Linked DNA regions of Homo sapiens: region 2 is linked to region 1. The links are chromatin loops, found by intact Hi-C in ENCODE. Cell type or tissue: thyroid gland. All regions are shown on one strand. Each heading gives the region's core, and the rest is flanking DNA. Links, peaks and the distances in the headings are about the cores only. Region 1 overlaps LINC03001 (long intergenic non-protein coding RNA 3001). Region 2 has its middle 12 kb from the start of PRIM2.

Region 1 (9,200 bases), core at 641-8,640:
AAAAGTTGCCTTTTGCTTCTTAGCCTTAATGCTCCTTCTAGTTTTTGGCTTTAATTGAAATCCCAGTCTCACAGGTTACCAAAGACATTGTTGTCATGATGTTGTGGTGATGATGATGGGTAGGTGGTGAGCTGTTGCTCAGCTGTCTGCACTACAACTTCTAAACCAAGAATTGTCCAACTTTAGTGAACATCATCATTTGGAGGGCTTCTGAAAACACAGATTTCTGAGCTCCATCCTCATTTCTGATTCAGTGGGTTTGGGGTAGAGCCTAGAATTTCATTTCTAACAAGTTCCTAGGTGACATTCATGCTGCTGGCCTGGCAACTACACTTTGAGAATCATTGTTCTACCTCATTACTGATTAAAATGCTCAACTTCCTTTGCAACCCTTGGCAATAACCTATACCATGCACTCTCCAACTAACAGCCCAGTCGCCACATATATACACTTTTGGAAGATATTATGGCAACAAGTCCACTGTTTCCTTTGCTACTCCAACTTCTCTATAACCCTAACTTCCACTATTTCCAATTCTCACACTTCCTCACCACAACTTCACCTACTCTTTGAGCACAAGGACAGTTTTGTGGCAGGCCGGGTCTCACTAACACAGGCCTCTGTAACAACTGTTTCAGCACTGACGGAGTGGCCAAGTTAAATATTAAAAGCTGATCGAGCTAGTGCCCTTATACAAAGGCTGGAATGTAACAAAAGCCCACCAGGAGTTTTGCTCAGGCCTTTCCTGGGCCTTGAAGTGTGACAAGATAACAAATGAATTCTTAACAGAGGCCTGTTTAGGATTAAACAAGTTTTATTGGAGGTCTGAAGAAACTCCCCAGACCTCCACAAACAAGTTTATTGGGGGTCTGAAGAAACTCCCCAAACCTCCATGATTTAGCAGGAGACAAGATAAGGGTAATCACCCAGCACCTGGACCCATTAGGATTAAGTAAATTTACCGAGGCTCCAGAGGAAGGTCTTCAGGATTCAGATCTTAGTTATAGATTAGAAGAAGTTAATCACTTATGTCTTCAGATGAATGCACACTAACACACAGACATATAGCTTAGAAGGTATATAAGCTCTGGAAAACTTTGTAACTTTGAGTTGGCCTGGCGATATTTTCCAGGCCTTTTCCCTGTACCCAGTTACAGAAATAAACTGTCTTCTTTCCCAGTTCGTCTGCCTCTCATTATTGGGCTGCGAGAATAGGCAGCCTGACCCTCAGCTTGGTCCGGAAACAGTTTGGTCACCTCAATTCCTTTATTTAATTCACCTTTTGATCTCTTCTTGGCTTCTAGGCCTTCTCCATACTGCCGAGGATCCATAGTTGATTATTAGAATTACTCTCCATTGGGCCGGGTGTGGTGGTGCACACCTGTAATCCCAGCACTCTGGGAGGCCGAGGCGGGCGGATCACGAGGTCAGGAGATCAAGACCATCCTGGCTAACACAGTGAAACCCTGTCTCTACTAAAAATACAAAAAATTAGCCAGGCATGGTGGCGGGCACCTGTAGTCCCAGCTACTCGGGAGGCTGATGCAGGAGAATGGCGTGAACCCGGGAGGCAGAGCTTGCAGTGAGCTGAGATCCCGCCACTGCACTCCAGCCTGGGCAACAGAGCAGGACTCTATCTCAAAAAAAAAAAAAAAAAGAATTACTCTCAATTTACTTGCATCCCTATATTTCCATCCTATTTCCAATGATCAATGTTAGGTCATTGCCACAACCTGCCTTCTCCATTTTTACACTGGTTGGGGAGGGAGTGATAAAGTTGATAAGAATGTAAACACAAATAACCACAATATACAGCAATGTCCCATTTAAATCATAAGCATAATACAGAAATTCGTGAACTTGTAAAGGCAGGAAAGAGAACATCTAGTTAGAATGATCATAAAAAAACTTCAAGGCTATTATGGCAGATACAAATATGAATAAGACACTACTAGACTTTTTTAAGCCCTTAAGTATAGGAATGGCATAATTTATATTCATTTCACTGATAGCACCAAGCGCTTTTCAAAAGAGAATTAATGAATTATGTCTCCTCTAGTGTGATTCTTTATCTATTACACAGTGCAGTGTGAAATGCCCTAAGGGGGCTTAAATGCTGAGTAAACAAATTTTTAAAAGCAATTTAGACACGCACACACACACACATACACACACACACACACACACACACATTAGATGTACAAGCATAGAAAAGTCTTGGAAGGATAAATACTGTCTTGCTTTATCCATCAGCATACTGATTACAGTTGTGATGAGGTAAGTACCCACACCTTTTGTAATGTAAAATTGTGCAGCAAAACAGCAAAAATAAAATATTACTTGGGGGAAAAAGACAATTAACTTGTTTTTGGCCAAAGGTGATAGAAACAATAATACTTGCATTTCCTGAGGCCCTACCATATGTCAGGCATATGCCACCTTATTTACCCCTCACCATCACCCTACAGGGCTATATTATGTATTATCTTCATTTTGCAATTGGGAATAGTTATTGTATTTCTTCCATTATAAGATCAAATTTAAAAATACTTTAAATCATTGGAATGTGTATGCATGTTATCATTTATGGTGTCTTAGACTTGATAAAATAACGTAAGTCACATTATTATAAATCATTAGATATAATATTCTAACTTATGGTTTAATTGGCTCTAAATTCTGTGCTTTTCCTCCATTGGATTGCGTTATCTTTTCTAACAAAAGTAGACTTTTGCTCCTTCTCCAAGTTTTCTTTCTCTCTTTCTCTTTCTCTTACACACACACACACACACACACACACACACACATGCCATGCAGGCACACACACACAGTTTTTCCTTTCTCTTTCTCTCACTTTCACACACACACACACACACACACACACACATACACTCTTACATCTTAGTCCAAAGTAAAAATATCCTGCTTATCAGATGCTCTGCCTTATTTTCAAGGCTTATGCTTATTTTGAGTGTAGCCATGGTGAACTTCATCTATCTAACTGATGTGCTAGTCTAGTCTCCTACCTACTGCTAAATTACTCAATTAACCTATTTTGTTCAATTCCATTTTAGCCACAACCCTTTAGTTTCAGTTGCCTTGACATTGGGGAAAAAAACCCTAATCTTTCTTATCTATTTGGTTAATTGGCCAAATTAATTCTGACAGATATCACATAGGTATTTTTGTTTTTCTTGGGGCAGCTAGCCACCCTGGGCCAGTGCTTCTCAATCTGGGCACACAAGAAACAACTGGTGTATCTTCTTGAAGCAAGAGTTCTCCTTGAAGATTTACTTGAAGAGAAAGTTGAAGCAGGACACTGAAAAATGTAGATGAAAATCTTTGAAAGAAGTATTTTTTATCTTAAAAGAAAAAAGAAAATATTATGAAACAGAATAAAATATCTGTAGGCATTTTTTTTTTTTTTTTGTGAGATGGAGTCTTGCTCTTGTTGCCCAGGCTGGAGTGCAATGGCGCAATCTCGGCTCACCGCAACCTCCACCTGCTGGATTCAAGCGATTCTCCTGCCTCAGGCTCCTGAATAGCTGGGATTACAGGCACCCACCACCAAGCCCGGCTAATTTTGTATTTTTAGTAGAGACAGGATTTCTCCATGTTGGTCAGGCTGGTCTTGAACTCCCGACCTCAGGTGATCTGCCCGCCTCGGCCTCCCAAAGTGCTGGGATTACAGGCGTGAGCCATCGCGCCCAGACTGTAGGCATTTTTAAGGCACAACTTTAATGGAATTTTGAACTGGTGGTAAACTACTCATGGTAACCTGTGGTTGAAACCATAGGCTTTGGGGCAAGACTGAAACCTAGCTCCTCCCTTTTCTAACTGTACCCTGGGGCAAGTTGCTTAGCCTTTTTGTGTCTCCATTTCTCATTTGTAAAATGGGAATAATATCATCTGCCTCATAGAGTTATCATGAGAATTAAGTGACCAGTATATGTTAAATGTTGGAACAGTGGGTCGTTCATAGTGAATTCTCCCTAATGTTAGCTATTTTCATTTTCATTTATATTTCTAGATATCCCAAGGGTTATTATTTTGTCCTCCTCTTTTGTTAAGTTGTCTCAGAGCAAAAGTTTGAGCAGCCCTGCCTTAGTCCTTCCCCAGGATTCTCTCCAGTATGCTGCACTTGGTTCTCATCGGCTGGTCTTTTGTAATGTTTCAGGAATGCACTGTTTTCCTTTTTCTCTTCTCTGTCTCTTTTTTTTCCAGCACCATTAAAAACAAAGAGTAGCTGTTTTAGGAATTTGGGAAGTGAAGAAACAAGACATTCGACTGTGAGTTTCACCCATGTTTAAAACGAAATAACCTAACAATCGGGAGTGGCGTGCTACCGTTAAGATTTTGGAGGTAGAGACGTGAAGATTTTCAGTCGCAACTCCCTTTAGAACCATGGCTTGAACCCGTAAAGTATGAGGGCTGCCCATAAAACTTTCTCTTCTAAGATGTGGGATATGTGTAGTCTCATCTAGTTATGGCTCATCTGGGAATGGATTTTCTGACGCAAATGAGGTTTAAAAAAAAAAGGCATAGTGTCTCTTTATTTGGTTAACACTATTTCTGCACTTTGTTTTTCCTTGTCAGCTTTAAAAGGAAGAGAACAAAAGCCAACCACCCTGCCAAAACTTGGCAGTAGAATTTCAGTGAGTGAAAATTCTCCACCTACAGTAATGTTTGAAGTGGTTGCACAGTGAGGGCCCCCCAGCCCCCACCCCAACCCACCCACCCCTCCACTGCAGGCCATTCTTGACCTGTTAGGACACCATCTTATGCAAAGTTAAGAAAGCCCAAGAGCCTAGAACCCACAGAAAAAGGCCAGTGTAAGACTAAGGGCATCTATCCCCTGTTCTTTTTTCCCTGTTCCATCTGATATTATCTTTGGCTCAATAGTCCTAGAACTCAGAAGGCTGATACTCCAATGTACCCTAGAATTGCTAGACTCAACTCTACCATCTCCTCCGCTCCCAGAACCTGGACTCTTGGAGGGCAGACAGCAGGATAGGAGCAGCCTCAAGGACGGGAAAGCAATGGAGACTGACCTATCCTTTGCTATTTCCCTTTGCCACCAATATCTTCTAGTTATAGGATTTTTGCACCTAGAAATAAAATATACAAATATTGACCATAACTTACAGTAATTCAGTGCTTCTAAGTTCCCATGTACCATGGCAAACACATGGATATATTATAGCAACATCATAAAACAGACATGATTATTTCTATACCAAGGATAAATCTCAGGTTTAGAAGAAAGGTTGGAAAAATTCTTGAAGGTCACAAGCCAGAAGTACATGGCACTGAAACAGATCTGACTCTTGAGTCCAAGCCTATTGTATTGACTTGCTATCAATGCATAACAAACCGCATCACACAAAACCAGTAGTATCTTTGAGTCATCTTGGGGGTTGGCTGATTTAAGCTGGGCTAGGCTAGGTGGCTGGGGTAGCTCTGCTCTATATGCCTCTCATCTTCCTCCTGGGACCAGTAGGTTGCCCTGGACATGTGTAAGAAGAAAATTGGAAATATGCAAGGTCTCTTAAGGCCTAGGCTTGGAACTGGCACACTAATTTCTGCCTCATCCTGTTCGTCAAGGCAAGTTACAAGGCTGAGACTAATGTCAAAGAGCAAAGAGACATACCTCATTTTTTTTTAAGAGATAAGGGTATGCCTGTTGATTAGGTTGTACTCAAATGCCTGGGCTCAAGGGATCATCCTGCATTGCTGGGACTACAAATGTGCACCACTGTGCCCAACTGAGATATACTTCACCTTTGTGGGGTGTAGTGGATGCTGAGGTGCACTTCCTGGTCCCTTTCCAGAACCAAGGCACTTACTTTCTCAGCTGCTAGGAATATTGCTTGCTGATGATGGCTCACCAAGTCCACTGACTCCCATCCTTTCACCTCCACCCTCGCCCTGGAGTCCCCATCCCACTGCCCACCAGGAATTGTCCTCAGCTGAAGGGCACTGCTTTGCCCAAGGGTGCCCCTATGGTCAACCCACATTCAAAGACTAGTCAGATGTGAGTATGAAGTCTGACCTCTTGCCTCAATTCAAGACATCTCTGAAGAGCTATCCTAGCATCAGAGCTTCCCATAGGATTGGGTGAGGCCTGGGTTGCAATTAAATTAGTCCCATTTTTTTCTGTGTCAATCTTGCTTCCCCTATTCCCTTAAAATGGCTGTTTCCAAGAGCATTCCTCAATAATTACTCTATGAAATCTAACCTTCAACATGAGAGGGACTCCAAAGCCAATGGTGAAGGGCAAAGATATAGTATAGGAAAGAATCAAAACCAATAACGCAATCTACCACATCTTTGCATTTAAGAAGTAGATTAAACTGCATCCCAGGTCCAAAAACAAAAGCATATAGTGGAGCAGACAGAATCTCTGTCTGACATGTCTTAATGTATATCTAAACCATTGATATTGGACCTTGAAATATATTTGACTTGGAAAAGGCATGTGGTCCTGAAGAGTTGTGGGCAAATGGAAACTTTGTAAATTGAATTAAATTCCAAATGCATGGTGGGGGTTTGGTATTCTAAAGTGAAAAATGTGGTGAATTATTTTATGAATAACCATTTTAATAACATTGATTTTTCTATGATGAGTTTTACATATCAGCAATTTATTTCATTTTTATGAACCCATTCTATTTTTAAAATAATTCTGTGTGTGTGAAATTATAGCATGATGTCATACGTTTGTTTTTTGGTCTCCAATCCTTGGTGGATTTCCTTTGCATAAATTTTAAGTTTACATGAACCTGAAAAGATTCCAGGGACTCTGGGCAAAGCCATGGGTGCATGGTTGTTGGAAATGGGTACAATGGATATAAGTAGCCGGGCAGACAAACATCCCAGGAGAAGAAATTTTGGCCAGGTCATGTTCCTTTGTCCAGTAAAAAAAGCAGGAGGAGAGAAAATAGATAATTTACTGTACTCAGGGATAGGGATTGATAAAATAGCTACAGCAGAAGGAAAAGTCAGCAGGAAAATCAAGAATTCTAACAGAATATTGCGGATATGACTGTTCATGATCTCCAGGGGTATGAAGGGCAAGCCAGGCTAAAAAGTGGACCAGAACACTGGTGGTTGAGGGATTGGAGGCCCCAGTGAGAGGAGGGAATAGGCACACAGCAGTGACAGATTCAATGGAAGTTTTTCCATATTTATGATATGCAAGCCATGTGTATTTTCATTTCCCTCATGCTTTTCTGTGAAGGTTGAGGCTCTCCCATGTGATAGTTTCCTCTATCAGTCAGGATTCTAAATATTCTTGATATTTTAAAGAAGAGATTTAATACCAGGAGATGACAAAGGTAAGAAGCCTAAAGTGGGAGAGTAAGGCATCCTTGAGATTATCAAGAGCAGGAAGCTGCTACCACTGCCTAAAGCTTAAGGGACAAAAGGAGCCAGGCCACCAGGGAGAAGTTGGAACCACAGAAGCTCTTGGAGCAAGAGCTGGGTCCATAGAAGAGATGGCCGCTGCCAGAGACAATACTTGAAGCTGAGAGAAGTGGGGAAAAATACCCAGCTTCTCCCTTTCTGCTCTCTCTTCAGGGCCATCCAATGGCTGAACTGACCCAGAAACCAGAGGGCAAAGGAACAAGGAAAAAGTAATTCTCTGTGATACGGAACAGGGTAGAGCGGGGACAGGGGATAAATCTAAGAGCAAAACAGGACAAGACTAGCACATGGCCTCAACTTCTCTGCTCTCCATGGCAATGTCTTCCTCCTCTTCTGTTTCCAGGAGTCTCTAATTCCTGCCACTTATTGCCCCAGGCTCCCTTGATAGCTGGTTTCCAGGTGGGGGCACAGCCAATGGGTGGCAGCAGCAGGAGACTGGGAGATAAAAGGAAAGGTTGGGTTATTTTTCCCCATTCCCTCCCTGCTTTGGAGCCACCTCTCTGGAAGGCTCCCTCCACCATTATAGATCCTGCTGGTGGTCTGTCTTCCGTGGCTCCAGGTCTCACCAGCTCTCACCAGGTCTCTCTCTAGGAGTGGTTTCCTTCTATTGCTGGTCTCTGGGTGTCTCAACATCCCTTGCTAATTCCCTTAATTCTGCCCACAGCTATGTCAGCAGTATCTTTGTTAAAGTCCCTTCATTTGAACAATTTGGCTTGAGTTCTGTTTTCTGCCAGAACCCTGGCTAGTATCCTGACCTACTGTGTTCTTTTCCAAGCTCCTTTCAAGTGTCATATTTTCCCCACTGTTGCCCAGATCAGCAGTGTGGTATAGTAGAAAGAATACTGGACTTACTGGCAGACAGACATGGTTTTATTTCTGATTCAGTCACTTACAGAGTTACTGGCTGGGAAAGTTATTTAACCTCCTGAGCTTCCGTTTTCTTGCTGGTAAAGTGGAAAGGGGATAATGATGAATTTCAGTTGGATATATTAGAAATCCGTGCCTGACCCATGTGTTCCAGGCCTCATCTGCCAGTTGTCTTTTTTTTTACATACCGATTATTTATGGCGTAAATCCCCTTCCTACTCGACTGAAAGAAATGAACCCCCTTCAAAGTATTTCCAGTTATTTCTAGAAGTTTCCAAAGAAGTTCCCTTGCTCACCAGTCGTTCTTTCACAGTTGCCATCGTCTTCTGCCCTGTTATTTTGCTTCTGCCCCAGCTCCCACATGTCCAGCTTCTGCTTGCAGGGCCACTTGCTGAGGCTTTGCCGAGGCTGAAACTTTTCCAGGGTCACTGTCCATCATGAGAACACAGCACATGCCAAGGGTGTTGCCTCTTAGTGTTCCCAAAGAGTCTGGTCCTTGGGAAGCCTCCATTTGGCCTCTGTGGTGCAGAGAGGAGAATGTCCTTCCCTGGCTCAGCCCCAAATAGCTGGGCTTGTGCCTAGAGCCTCTGAGAGTCTCTTTGACTATTTCCTCAGCTAATTTCACATGTAAACAAAACAACTCACAGAGGTTCTGCAACCTGCTTCCACCGTCTTTCTAGAAGGAGGTCAGAAAGGGAACAGATGCTTTGCCCTTTTCCCCTCTCCCCTCCACAGCTCTCCCAACCCCCAAACCCATCTTCCTCTTCTATTTGCTAAACTAAACATTTTATACTTATCAACCACTGTGGGATGGAAGTGGGATGGTCAAGGAGGGAGGTGAGGTCTAGATGACTTCTGTATATGAGCCAGAGTCCAATCCATTTATATATGAATGACTCCTAGTACA
Region 2 (9,200 bases), core at 442-8,441, 47 kb after region 1:
CAAAAAGGGATAGGGAAAGTTGCCAGTTAAATTTTCCATCCTAATAGTAATGTTGCTGTGAGAGAAGGAGATTTTGGAGAAATAGGTAACTGATTTCAAACACATGATGCTTTAGGGCTATTTATTTATTTTTGCTTAAAGGTCTTTGTTGTAAAAACAGAAGTAAGATCTGACGGTCCTAAGAACAGGATGCCACTGCTTCCATACCTAGTGTGGATAGGACCTTTTTTCTTCTTTTATTATCCTTCCTACCTGTTGAAAGACTGTTGTCAGTCAGAGCTGAAACCCAGGTTGGCCCTGAGCTCAAATCATAGTCAAGTATGGTAGTCTTAAGAATGGGAGAGTCAGCTGGGTGTGGTGGGTTATGCCTGTTATCCCAGGACTTTGGGAGGTCACGGCGGGTAGATCACCTGAGGTCGGGAGTTTGAGACCAGCGTGACCAACATGGAGAAACCCCATCTCTATTAAAAATACAAAATTAGCTGGGCGTGGTGGCCCATGCCTGTAATCCCAGCTACTCGGTAGGCTGCGGCAGGAGAATTGCTTGAACCCAGGAGGCGGAGGTTGCGGTGAGCCAAGATCACACCATTGCACTCCAGCCTGGGCAGCAAGAGCAAAATTCCATCTCAAAAACAAACAAACAAACAAAAGAATAGGAGAGTCTGGGTGCAGTGGCTCACGCCTGTAATCTCAGCACTTTGGGAGGCCAAGGCAGGCGGATCACTTGAGGTCAGGAGTTTGAGACCAGCCTGGCCAACATGGTGAAACCCCATCTCTACCAAAAATACACACGCACACAAAAAACGAATTAGCAAGGCATGGTGGTGCATGCCTGTAATGCTAGCTACTTGGTGGCTGGTGGCTGAGCGTGAGAATCACTTGAAGCTGGGAGGTTGAGGTTGCAGTAAGCCAAGATTGTTCTACTGCACTCTAGCCTGGGCGACAGGGCAAGACTCTGTCTCAATAACAACAACAGAAAAAGAATGGGAGAAATATACCTAACAATAAACCTGCAGATTATTAATTCTATGAGTGTTGAAGTCAAGAATGAGTTCAGACTGAATGTGATGTAACTCTGGTTCTGCTTTTCTTTGCTTTCTCCATGGCACTTATTCAGGATAGGCACTTCAGAAGACATTCCTATTTACTGGCTGGGAGGCCAAAAGCTAAGACAGAACTTTCAGTCTCACTCTTAGGGGTCACAAAATTATTGCTTTCCAATTTAAACTGTTTCACTTCCAAATTTGAGCCCCCAAATATGAAATACTGCCTCACCTGTGCCTTTTATGCTGAAAATATAAAATATTTTAGGAAAAGAAACACATTTTAAATATTAATATCTGCTAAGTAATTTTGTTATTAATTTAGTTTTTGAGCAGAGTTACATTTGAAAAAATATATAAAAGTTTGAATATGGATAGAGAGATAGATAGAGTCATTCCAGGTTATTTAACTGTTGACTCTTTAAGTGCTGCATTTAAGTACATACTTGAATCATTGGAAGGCATTTTTGACTTTTCAGTGTTTTCCCCAGCACTTTTCCATGGGTTTAACTGAGTGCTGGGTTGTTGAGTCTTAAATTGTACATTAAAAATTAGGTGTCCAACAAATATAAGAAAATTATGTGGTTATCCACTTATGGTTAAGAAATAAATATATAAAATGTCATCACTAAGACATTTTATGTATTTAGCCTCTAGCCTCTCAAAGGCATAACTACTAAAGCATATTTTTCTGCCTTAATATTTTGTAACTCCATTAGGGTTAATGGATGTTCTAAACAACCTTAAGCTATTTGGAAGAGTGCCTTATATAACAATGTTGTTTATCTTCCACAGAATAAACACTCGAAAGGCCTAGTACTTCTCTCCCTAAGCCAGTGCATTCTGGAAAGAACTCAGTCATAAGAGTCCATTATTCAAATAAAATGACTGTTGAAGCAGAAAGTAATAACTGATTTTTTAAAGAAGATCGTTTTCTAAGATTTCTAAAATTGTCAAAAACCATTTTAAGTTACTGCAGGTGCATTTATTCTATGAGTTGTGTTATAAATCAAAAGATTTCCTATTAACCTATTTTAGGAATAGACTTGTAATTCTCAAACTTGAGTAATGTAATGTAAAAAAGCCCTTAAAAGGAAGAAAATATTTAGATTATTAGAATACCCAGAGTTGATGTATATGATTTTTATGTCATTGTTATTGCTATGTCTTTCTATGTTTATAGCTAATATGTCCACGTAAAAGCTAAGTTTGTATATATTTATAGCTAAGATATCCACATAAAAGCCAAATACATTTACATATTAAATACAAGCCAAATGATAAAAACTAATATAATTAAAATTGACAACATTAATTTGCTAGATGATGCTTTGCTGAAATTGAAGAGCATATGTTGAGGTTAATGATAGGAAGATTTAGTCACTTACTTTTTTACATGATTTTTTTTTTAGTGCAATAGATTATCATGTGAATCACTGTCATCATATTTATTTATATTTTAAAAATGATTTTGTTTTTATCCACTACAATTTATTGGTGGGCCAATTTAATTGTTCACTCCAAAATGCAAGAGAGAAAATCTGACTGGAAAATCCTTCATTGTATATTTATTTTAATAGATACTACTTGCATACTGTTGTAATTTGGCACATACAGAGACAGAATCAGAACAATACTTCCACTTGTGATACCAGTAAAGCACTGGCTGGATAACCAGGGCAGCCTCACTTATGTCTTTTTCAATTAATTAATTAATTAATTACTTTTTTTGAGATGAATTCTCCCTCTGTTGCCCAGGCTGGAGTGCAGTGGCACCATCTCGGCTCACTGCAAACTCTGCCTCCCTGGTTCAAATGATTCTCCTGCCTCAGCCTCCCAAGTAGCTGTGATTACAGGCACCCGCCACCATGCCCAGCTAGTTTTGTTTGTTTGTTTCTGTTTTTGTATTTTTAGTAAAGATGGGGTTTCACCATGGTGGCCAGGCTGGTCTCGAACTCGTGACCTCAAGTGGTCTGCCTGCCTAGGCCTCCCAAAGTGCTGGGATTACAAGCCTGAGCCTTTGCACCCCGCCCACTTCTGTCTTTATAATTGTTGGGGGAAAAACATCCAAATTGAAAGCAATAATGATGCAGGATGATGGTTGATATTTTTACTTTATAACCCACAATCTTTGATCAGCTAGCTATCTATGCTTACCAGTACATTTTAAGGCAAGCTGTGTCATTTCAGATGCTCATATGTGTCACCAATCCCATTGGGGTCACATGAGAGGCTGGCATATGGTACAATTTGAAAATAACACAGTCATCCAGACAACCCAGGATATGCTTTTTATGAAACTTATAAAAATGGATGGAAAAAAATGGAAAAAATAAAAAGGAAATTATAATAAAATGAAGGGACCCCAGAGAATCAATTGGTTGCAGAAATCCTGGGTTAAATCATACAAATGAAATTGCTTTGAAAACTGTAGCATGCTTTACAAGTGCCAATACTGTATTATTATGAAACAAATATAATTGGAAAGATCTGGACTTACTAGACAATAAAAAAGATTGGATTAACTCTACATGCAGACAGAAAATTCCCACAGTGAAGGTCATTAATCAGAGTTTGTAGAAAAACAGCTGCTCCTGCCATTCCACTGGAGAAAGCACAAAACAACATAATTGCTTCATAACTGTACTCTGGGGAAGACTGACCTTGGTTCTAAGAGTTGCTTGTGTGGCCTGGTTCTGTGTGTGGGTTAGGTGAGGAGGAGGAGGTGTTGAGTGGGGAGGGGAAAGGACCCCTTCCCTCTGAAAGAAACTGAAGCATTTGATCTGGGGCTGTTCCCTGGGGCATTGTGGGGCAGAGACCCCTGGAAAGAAAGCAGTAGGTGAGATGCCTAGGTGAGAAGTAGAAGTAGATGAGAAGTCTAGGGTGGAGTCCCAAGTACATACTCGACTACTCCTAGGGCACTGACCCTAAAATAATTAACCTCGTAGGAAAAAATCATGTTCCCTATAGAAACATAAAGTTTTTACTACTTGGCCCCTAAGTGATAGATTATATGTTGTTGCTCAAAGAGAAGAAAATGCAGATGAAGTAATTCCACATGCATCAGGAAAGTCCCTTTCCTCTCTGTACTCAAGATAGCTCTCAACATTGATCTTCAAGTATTGATTAGTCAGAGAAAGGAAGATTTATTATTATTCTCTAATTTCCACTTTCTGAAATGTTAATATTGTTTTCTTACTGAGAATGTGAACTTTTGGATGTGATTATCAGCTAATCCAGTTGGAATTCAATCTTGGCATTATAACAGGATCATATTTACAACCTACTTCAGTTTCCAAAAATCAGCCAACTGAGAGAAAATATTGTGATCAGGAATTTCAATGGGAAAGCCAAAATCTAGAGTGAAAACACATCTTCTGTGAAGGATTACATCATAAAGTGTATGCGAGCCTATCTGGAATTAGGGATAAGTACAGAGAAGTTCAGTTCAGTTCAGCCGACAGCTTTGGAGTGTCTGGTCTATGTCAGGGACTATGGTAGAGGCAGGGGTGCAGAAATGGGCAAGATAGTCTGCTTGGTCTCAAGGAGCTCATGATCAAATAATCAGTCTCATGTTAAAAACTGAAATATTCAGAATCGTTTCAGCTCAAACAGAGAGCAACTGATGTTGCCAGGATCGAGATGGATTCATGTGAAATAACTACGTCATTTTAGAACAGAACATTGAAAAGTGCCATCAATTATAGAGCATAAAGTGAAATTGTAATTGAAAGTAGTTTCTTTGTTACTTAGATTCTTTTATTAGGCTCCTTTGTTCAAATCAATTCTTTCTTTTAAACACAAATAAGATGATTCTGGGTAGATGGATCTTCAAGTAGATTTTAGTCCAGCTTAAATTTAAATAGGGAAAGAACAATCAGGGATATTCTACTAAATTGTTAGGCACCGAATTGTGTTATGTTCTTACTAAAAATAGGTATTTCTTATAATCTTCAGATGCTCTAAGCTGGCATGAATAACTAGTACTGTAATAAAATAAGTTCTGCCAAAAAGTTAATCTGACACACAGCAATGAAATGCCTAAAGCTGTGTGTCATAGAGTCATTATCCATAAATGATAAATGATGCTCATAAATACCAGTATTGAAAATTATTTCCCCATGGCTAAACCAAGGTCAGATTTTTTTCTTGCACTCTTTTTTAGTCCTCTATATCCATAGATAGCACCCAAGAGTGAACAGTTTTGCTGAATACTATGTTCAGGGTGAGATTCATTTCACTTCGTACCCCCACTAACCTCACTTACCATATGGATAAACTTGAAGCAAAGATATTGGATTAAACCCCATATGGTTCCTATCCTGTGTGTCTCTTCCTTCCATCCCAGGGCCAGACTCAGCTCCAAACTATGGTACCCAAGTGAGAGGGCCAGACTAGTGCATCCAAATGCTTCCCACTACCATCTCTCAGATGCATCTAGGATGTTGTGAAGCTCCAGGTAGGATGAATTCTGTCTGGGAGGTTCAGGTGACTCCCGACCATGTCATTATAGCAAGAGACGAAATTCACTGTCAAGTTATGGTAAGAACTTAGGTGAGGGTGCTGACTCAGTAAAAAGGACCTTTGCATCCTGGCACCAGAGAGATTCAGAGACAAGGGAGACAGATAAGGAAGAGGAACTGTATTGTCAGGGTTCGCTCCCTTCCCAGATCTATGCACAGGAGTGTCAGGGGACCTAACAAGTATATTTGCTGTGGAGGAAACTTCCCCACTGAGCCATCAGCAGTCCGCGTCCTGAAACCTCAGCCTCTATTACAATATTAGATCTGTCTTGGGTCTAATAGGGAGAGAAAAGAGAGGGCCAAAGGTCCCCACCTGTGCATCTTCTTTCTTCTCCCCAGAGTTAACCACTATCTTGAATTTGATCATTTCCCACTGACAGTATGTACTCCAGTATGTATTATTCCACTTTCAAAAAAACTTTTATAAAAATGCTGAATAGTACCAGTCATGGTTCAACAAGGAACAGATGGCATACTCAAAATAGGCTAATTTGGCCAGGCGTAGTGGCTCATGCCTGTAATCCCAGCACTTTGGGAGACCAAGGCAGGTGGATCACGAGGTCAGGAGTTCGAGACCAGCCTAGCCAACATGGTGAAACCCTCTCTCTACTAAAAATACAAAAATTAGCTTGGCGTGGTGGCATGTGCCTGTAGTCCCAGCTACTCGGGAAGCTGAGGCAGGAGAATCACTTGAACTCAGGAGGCACAGGTTGCAGTGAGCCGAGATCAAGATTGTGTTACTGCATTCCAATCTTTCCAGTCTGGGTGACAGAACAAGATTCTGTCTCAAAAAATAAAAAAAAAATAAAAAAATAAATGCTAATTCAAGGATGGTTTTTTTTTTTGGAGACGGAGTCTTGCTCTGTTGCCCAGGCTGGAGTGCAGTGGCACAATCTCGGCTCACTGCAAGCTCTGCTTCCTGGGTTCACGCCATTCTCCTGCCTCAGCCTCCTGAGTAGCTGGGACTATAGGCACCCGCCACCACACCTGGCTAATTTTTTGTATTTTTAGTAGAGATGGGGTTTCACCGTGGTCTCGATCTGACCTCATGATCCGCCCACCTCGGCCTCCCAAAGTGCTGGGATTACAGGCGTGAGCCACTGCGCCTGGCCAAGGATGGTTTTTTTTGCAGAGATTATTTACAAAGGTGTGGGAGTAGGGAACCACAATGGATAGATAGGGCAATTAATCAGGGCTTACTCGAAGTCAATATGTTACTGTCTCTAGGTCTGAAAGGTAGAGGAAAAGGAGCTGTTACCAGACCCAAAGTGAGAGGGTCCTTTAGAGTCTGTTGCCACCTTGAGAGAAGCAATGACAGGTTGAGGGACACAGGTGGCCTTGCAGGGAGGGGATAAATACATTGATCTCACTTTCTTCTCTTCTTCCTATTTCCTTTTGGGGCTTTTAATTGACCTAACCTAACTGGAAGCAGAAAGCACAGAAATCTGTTTATATGGTCCATTCATTTAAGAACACAGAGCAGGGGAGGGGGCTAGAGTGGTTTTAGGTGATGGGGTGGGAAAAGGAAAATATCCAGCATATACAGTATTGTCCTATGACTTGCTTTTTTAGTTAACATTATATTTATGTGATTCATCCATGTCGATATGCTTACTGTAATTGTAGTAGTTCATTCATTTTTCACTTAAAAAATTCCATTGTATGAATACACCAGAATTTATTTATCTATTTCTTTTTCTTTTTTTCTCTCTTTTTTTTTTTGAGACAAGGTCTTGCTGTGTCTCCCAGCAGGAGTGCAGTGGCAGGATCATGGCTCATGGCAGCCTCCCAGCCTCAGGTGATCCTCCCACCTCAGCCCCCAGAGTAGCTGGGACTACAGGCTCGTGCCACCATATCTGGCTAATTTTTGTATTTTTTGTAGAGGCAGGGTTTCACCGTGTTGCTCAGGCTGGTCTCAAACTCCTGGGCTCCAGTGTTCCACCCTCCTCAGCCTCCCATAGTGTTGGGATTACAGGTGTGAGCCACTGTGCCTGGCCCAGTTTATCCATTTCTGATGATGGATGGTTTCCAGTGTTTGAGTATTTTGATATTGCCACGAATGTTCTTGTTCATGTTTTTTGATGTCTACGCTCAAAACTTTCTCTAGAGAATATACCTAGACTAGAATCACATAGTGGGATAAAGAGTCATATGTTTTCAAATTTACCAGGTAATGCCACATTTTTCAAAGTAGTTGTATCAATTAACAGTTTTACTTATAGTACACGAGTTCCTAGTCAACACGCAATATTTTCAAACTTTGAAACTTTTGTCCATCTGGCACCTGTAGAATATTATCTCATTGTGGTTTTAATTTGCATTTCTTCAATTACTAATGTAATTAAACATATTTACATATGTTTATTTATCATTTACATTTCCTTCATTGTGAAATACTTGTTCAGGTTCCCTTTCTCTTTTCTACTGTTTATTTTATTTTATTTTTCTTTTTTTTAATTTTACTTTAAGTTCTGAGATACATGTGCAGAATGTGCAGTTTTTTTGTTTGTTTATTTTTTTTTTTAGTATTTATTGATCATTCTTGGGTGTTTCTCAGAGAGGGGGATGTGGCAGGGTCATAGGATAATAGTGGAGAGAAGGTCAGCAGATAAACACGAGAACAAAGGTCTCTGGTTTTCCTAGGCAGAGGTCCCTGCGGCCTTCGGCCCTGTTTGTGTCCCTGGGTACTTGAGATTAGGGAGTGGTGATGACTCTTTTTTTTTTTTTATTATACTTTAAGTTTTAGGGTACATGTACACATTGTGCAGGTTAGTTACATATGTATACATGTGCCATGCTGGTGCACTGCACCCACTAACTCGTCATCTAGCATTAGGTATATCTCCCAATGCTATCCCTCCCCCCTCCCCCCACCCCACCACAGTCCCCAGAGTGTGATATTCCCCTTCCTGTGTCCATGTGATCTCATTGTTCAATTCCCACCTATGAGTGAGAATATGCGGTGTTTGGTTTTTTGTTCTTGCAATAGTTTACTGAGAATGATGATTTCCAATTTCATCCATATCCCTACAAAGGACATGAACTCATCATTTTTTATGGCTGCATAGTATTCCATGGTGTATATGTGCCACATTTTCTTAATCCAGTCTATCACACATTTTCTTAATCCAGTCTATCATTGTTGGACATTTGGGTTGGTTCCAAGTCTTTGCTATTGTGAATAATGCTGCAATAAACATACGTGTGCATGTGTCTTTACAGCAGCATGATTTATAGTCCTTTGGGTATATACCCAGTAATGGGATGGCTGGGTCAAATGGTATTTCTAGTTCTAGATCCCTGAGGAATCGCCACACTGACTTCCACAATGGTTGAACTAGTTTACAGTCCCACTAACAGTGTAAAAGTGTTCCTATTTCTCCACATCCTCTCTAGCACCTGTTGTTTCCTGACTTTTTAATGATTGCCATTCTAACTGGTGTGAGATGGTATCTCATTATGGACTTCACGTCCAAAACACCAAAAGCAATGGCAACAAAAGACAAAATTGACAAATGGGATCTAATTAAACTAAAGAGCTTCTGCATAGCAAAAGAAACTACCATCAGAGTGAACAGGCAACCTACAAAATGGGAGAAAATTTTCGCAACCTACTCATCTGACAAAGGGCTAA

The links. Peaks named below come from ENCODE experiments on the same cell type or tissue, not always from the same donor. Only the 100,000 strongest peaks of a DNase experiment are listed, where the experiment ranks them.
Region 2: a loop joins it to region 1, with 2.3 times the contacts of the local background. A loop is called at or near these places in 44 of 110 quality-filtered maps.

Annotation. Positions count from the first base shown.
Region 1 is chr6:57,253,857-57,263,056 of GRCh38, forward strand. It overlaps LINC03001 (long intergenic non-protein coding RNA 3001), which reads right to left. Exons shown (of 3, transcript NR_109774.1): 2 at 8,590-8,811; 3 at 6,668-7,861. It also overlaps a transcript of PRIM2 not described here. Among named protein-coding and RNA genes, the nearest start is that of LINC03001, 4.9 kb to the right of the region's middle. In thyroid gland, for the core only: no CTCF peak of the experiment used is centred there; a DNase peak (open chromatin) is centred at 4,126; H3K27ac peaks cover 6,096 bases.
Region 2 is chr6:57,300,860-57,310,059 of GRCh38, forward strand. It overlaps a transcript of PRIM2 not described here. Among named protein-coding and RNA genes, the nearest start is that of PRIM2, 12 kb to the right of the region's middle. In thyroid gland, for the core only: no CTCF peak of the experiment used is centred there; no DNase peak of the experiment used is centred there; H3K27ac peaks cover 3,378 bases.